Linked DNA regions of Homo sapiens: region 1 is linked to region 2. Evidence: read pairs that join two places in POLR2A ChIA-PET (ENCODE). Cell type or tissue: K562. All regions are shown on one strand.

Region 1 (2,500 bases), 51 kb before region 2:
GCCCAGCCCTGGAGCCTAGCCTCCCAGGCGTCCCTCAGAGCCCCCTCCTGGTCTGACAGTGGGTGAGCTAAGGGCCTAAGGAGGAGAACTGGGCCCAGAGCACCCTGAAGCTGACCCAGCCTGTCCCTGTCCCTGCCCCTGTCCCTGCCCCTGCCTCACACACACTCCACCCTCCTGCACCCCTCACCCCACTTTGCAGTTCTCTACCAGTTGGGGGTCCTGGGTGCGGTGCCCTTTCGAACAGCGTCGCTTCCCAAGTAAGTTCTCCATGAGGCCTACGCAATGTGGACGCAGCACAGAACATCCTTTATATCACTCTGTGCTGGTCAGGGAGGTGGAATAACGGTGCCAAGCCAGTGTGGGGGAGGTACAGTGGGCAGGCGCCAGGCCCACTGGGGAAGGAAGGGAGGCGGTGGGGTGCTGGGCCGGATGGGGGTCTCACCCTTCACTCCCCACAGCCTGGAAAATGACCATCCAGCCTTCGCCCACAAAGGGCCACCTCCGGGTCACCTTCTTCTCGTCCAGCCCCGCCCACTTCCAGGTGCACCTGTGTCACAGGAGGAAGTCACAGCTCCCTGCCTGCCAACGCACACTCCAGGCCAGCCCGCTCCCTTCAGCCTCAGTGAGCCGAGAGAGTGGGGCTCCATCCTGGGGAGGTGGGGGTGGTGGCGGCAGGACCCCATCACTTCCCTGTGGTGGTCTCTGCCCCACCCGGGCCCTGAGCCCACCCAGGGTCTAGTCTACCTGGCAGGGAGGGATGGGAGGCCAGCCCTGCTTTGTGGGTGCTGAGAGGATGTGGGAGAAGGACAGTGTTTAGCCTGATCCACCCTTCCTCCCATTGCCTGTGACCTGCCCTCCCCCACCCAGGGTGACCTGGCAGCCGCCCCTGCTTTTGCCTTCCTAGACCTTCCCAGGGAGGAGGCCTGTGCCCCAGGCATCTGCATCCAGGTGGGTGTCGCTGCTGTGCCCAGCCCCTAGCCATCTCCTCCACTGCAGGACCTCAGTTCACACCCCCCCTTCCCATCCCCCATCCCCGGGGGAAGCAGGAGGCCATGTTGACGGAGCTGCCTTATGCCTGCAGGGCTGGAGGACCGATGTACACTTCTCCGTCCCCCAGCAGCTCTGCAACCTCCGCTCCAGTGGGTGCCCATCTCTCAGGGGCCGCAGGAGGCCGAGGACTAGACCTAGGCCTCCCACGGCAGGCTGGGCGTGGCGTGCACTGAACAGGAGACTGGGTGGGGGAAACGGGGAGACCATCCGGCCCTGAGTCAGGTCAGGCTTCTGCGCCAAACCCAGGTCTGTGCCCAGCACTGCCCTCCAGCCTTGCATTTCCCTCCACCACACACCGCTGGGCCTCCCGCACGCCCACCCTGGTCTCACTGTCACTGGCCTTGCCTCCTCCTCCCTGGGGGTCCACCTTCCCTGATCAGAGCTCTGGTTCCAACCGCCAGTGACTTGGGATGTCCCTTTGCCCACCAGCCACTGAGGCCCAGGCTCCCAGGACCCAGGGTACATCAGGACAGGACTCTGCCCAGTGGACAGAACTAAGCACATGTGGCCTGGGTGTGGTCAGGAGCGTGGCTCTGCCTTGGAGTCCAGGAAGGGTCAGAGCTGGCACTCCTACCTGCACCCCTCCCTGTGAGCAAAAGAGCTTGCCTAGCTTCGGGTGGGGTGAACCGCAACAGCCACAGAGGTGGGAGGGGTGGGAGGGGGTGGATAGGACAGCCTGGCACCCAGGGCCTCTGGAGACCCTTTCCAGGGAGCACCAGTGGGCCAGGCAGGGGTCTCTGGAATGTCTCCTCAGCTCAGCTGAGCCACAGCCATTTCAGGGCAGCCTGCTGCCCACAGGACATGCCCAGGGCCGTGGCAGTACCCGCAGACCTTCAGCTCCCCCTTCTCCCAGCAAGACTTTTTGGCCAAGCCTAGGTCCCCCTCCCTAGCAAAGGTCACCTCCAGCAGATCACAGACTAAAGGGGCAATGGCCACCTGCTGGTCAGGTGTCCCTGGGGCTGGCACCTGCCACTGTGGAGTGCCCATGCTATGCTGGGCAAGTCCACGGCCCCAGGGACAGGCCTGGAGGCAGCAGGAGGACCGGGCCTGGCTCAGGTGGGGGGATCTGGGGGTCATACACACTCCTCTTGGGGCCAGGGTGGGCTCCTCCTTCACTTGTCTGCTGAGCCTCCCTGCAGATGGAAGGCTGCTGTCCACAGCCACTGGCACCCCAGGACTGGGCAGCCCCCTCCCCTTCCCTCACATGTCTCAGCCTCGCACAGTGGGGGCAGGGCTGGGAGGTGGTGTCCCAGCCAGTACCACCCCTACGTCTCTCTCCAGCTGCACCCACCCACATGGGACGGCAGCCTGAGGCCAGGAATCTCCTCACGAACAAGTAGGTGCCAGGGACACATTGCTGGGGGGCAGGAGGCCAAGGCACAGCCTCGGACAGCTGAGCCAGGCCCCCCTCCGAGAGTGTGGGGTGTTCTCACCTGACTGTGGGGCCTAG
Region 2 (2,500 bases):
TAGGGACAGGCAGCCTGGGTCTCAGCTCATCCTGCCTCCTCCCCTGAGTCCCACTCTCCTTCCTGACTATGGGGAGCAGCCACATGATTTGCAGAGCCCAGCGCACATGAGAATTCAGGGTTCATTGTTCAAAATGCAGGATGAAATGATATTATAGGTGCTAACGTACGAAGCTCGTTCTTTTTTCTGTAATCCATTTCTCAACTTGTTGTGGTGTTTTCTGTTATCCAAAGTTGTTGGACAACACATATTTATCCAAAGTCTTTTTTTTTTTGTGATGGAGTCTCACTCTTTTGCCCAGGCTGGAGTGCAGTGGTGTGATCTCAGCTCACTGCAACCTCCACCTCCCGGGTTCAAGTGATTCTCCTGCCTCAGCCTCCTGAGTAGCTGGGATTACAGGAATGCACCACAATGCCTGGCTAATTTTTGTATTTTTAGTAGAGACGGGGTTTCACCATGTTGGGCAGGCTGAACTCAAACCTGACCTCAGGTGATCCATCAGGCTCAGCCTCCCACAGTGCTGGGATTGCAGGTGTGAGCCGCCGCCTGGCCCCAGCGCAGAGTTCTTGACTTGCAGCCTTCGTTGTCCTTGTCCCAATGCTGCCAGCCACACCTGCCAGGGGCTCAGGTCAATGCTCTGGCGTCCTCCAATGCCCTGGAGTCAGCCAGCAAGCCCAGCTGGCTCTACCTTCAACACCATGATGGTAATCTGTTGCTCTGCTGTGTCACAAACGACTCCAAATTATAGTGGCTTAAAACAACACACATTTATGACTTCCAGGTGGGTCTGGAATCCAAGTCTGGTTTAGCAGTTTCCCTCTGCCCCAGGGTCTCCTACAAGGCTAAAATCAGGGAGCTGTTTGGGGCTGTGGTTTAATCTCAGGGGTCACATGTACATCTTAAATTCTGCATAAAACAGTTTTATATAATAAAAGGCCACTTCTCACAGCATCTCTGGCCCCAAAAGGGGCGGAGTTTCCTGGGGGGCTGGTGAGCAGTGACACTGTAAAGGGGCGGAGTTTCCTGGGGGGCTGGTGAGCAGCGACACTGTAAAGGGGCGGAGTTTCCTGGGGGGGACTGGTGAGCAGCAACACTGTAAAGGGGCGGAGTTTCCTGGGGGGGCTGGTGAGCAGCGACACTGTAAAGGGGCGGAGTTTCCTGGGGGGCTGGTGAGCAGCAATACTGTAAAGGGGCGGAGTTTCCTGGGGGGGGCTGGTGAGCAGCGACACTGTAAAGGGGCGGAGTTTCCTGGGGGACCTGGTGAGCAGTGACACTGTAAAGGGGCAGAGTTTCCTGGGGGGACTGGTGAGCAGTGACACTGTAAAGGGGCAGAGTTTCCTGGGGGGCTGGTGAGCAGTGACACTGTAAAGGGGCGGAGTTTCCTGGGGGGCTGGTGAGCAGTGACACTGTAAAGGGGCGGAGTTTCCTGGGGGGCTGGTGAGCAGTGACACTGTAAAGGGGCGGAGTTTCCTGGGGGACCTGGTGATCAGTGACACTGTAAAGGGTCGTAGAGTTTCCTGGGGGACCTGGTGAGCAGTGACACTGTAAAGGGGCGTAGAGTTTCCTGGGGGACCTGGTGAGCAGTGACACTGTAAAGGGGCGTAGAGTTTCCTGGGGGACCTGGTGAGCAGTTGACACTGTAAAGGGGCGTAGAGTTTCCTGGGGGACCTGGTGAGCAGTGACACTGTAAAGGGGCGTAGAGTTTCCTGGGGGACCTGGTGAGCAGTGACACTGTAAAGGGGCGTAGAGTTTCCTGGGGGTACTGGTGAGCAGCGACACTGTAAAGGGGCGGAGTTTCCTGGGGGGCTGGTGAGCAGTGAGACTTTTTTCCGGGTCCCAACCCCCCAGGACATCATGCGGTCAGGAGCTCTGGGCTGGCGCAAGCGCACCCCAAGATGCACGGCCCGGCTGTCACTGTGACTGCGGTGGGCTCCTGGCGCTCTGGGTGCCTGGCACTGCAGCCTGAGGTCTGGGGTGGAGGCTGCCACCTGGTGTGCTGGTGATCCTGGGCCACCCAACACCTCCTCCACCAGCGGGGATTTCAGAGGCCCAGGTACCCGCATGGAGAGAACAGGTGCTCAGACCAAGGCCAGGTCCAGGAGGAGGCAGGACCCGGGAGGCCTGGACAACCCCAGGCCTGTCCTGAGCGTTGGAGGGCCGCTTCTGCCCACAGGCTTGGTCCCCAGGCCCAGCAGTGTGAGAGCCAGTCTTCCCAGGCCAGGACAGGGTTCAGGGAGGCAGCTCTGTGGGGCTGAGGCCTGGCCATCCTGTGTCACAACCTCCTCCATGGCCAGAGTGAGGTGACCCTGCTGGGGGTGACCAGGCCTGGGCCTGTGCTTGGCAAGTCTTTGGCTGATGGGACGTTAGACGCCAGGGGCTTCCCAGAGGGGCAGTGGGGGCGGGAGTGCAGCTGAGGATGAGCAGGAGCCTCCCCATCCCTTTCGGGCCCACACTGAGAACATGCAGTTCCGGCAGGGCGGCTTGTGGCCAGCCATGGCCT

The links. ChIA-PET counts read pairs that join two places held together with the same protein. Peaks named below come from ENCODE experiments on the same cell type or tissue, not always from the same donor. Only the 100,000 strongest peaks of a DNase experiment are listed, where the experiment ranks them.
Region 1: POLR2A ChIA-PET joins it to region 2 with 5 read pairs; 11 of 35 experiments call an interaction of 5 or more read pairs at or near these places.

The regions. Positions count from the first base shown.
Region 1 is chr22:49,995,442-49,997,941 of GRCh38, reverse strand. IL17REL (interleukin 17 receptor E like) reads left to right here. Exons shown (of 15, transcript NM_001371417.1): 12 at 200-257; 13 at 459-622; 14 at 868-948; 15 at 1,082-2,500. The coding sequence ends at 1,267. Among named protein-coding and RNA genes, the nearest start is that of IL17REL, 16 kb to the left of the region's middle. In K562, no CTCF peak of the experiment used is centred here; no DNase peak of the experiment used is centred here.
Region 2 is chr22:49,944,205-49,946,704 of GRCh38, reverse strand. No RefSeq gene overlaps it. Among named protein-coding and RNA genes, the nearest start is that of PIM3, 15 kb to the left of the region's middle. RefSeq lists a silencer at 2,420-2,500. In K562, no CTCF peak of the experiment used is centred here; a DNase peak (open chromatin) is centred at 1,135.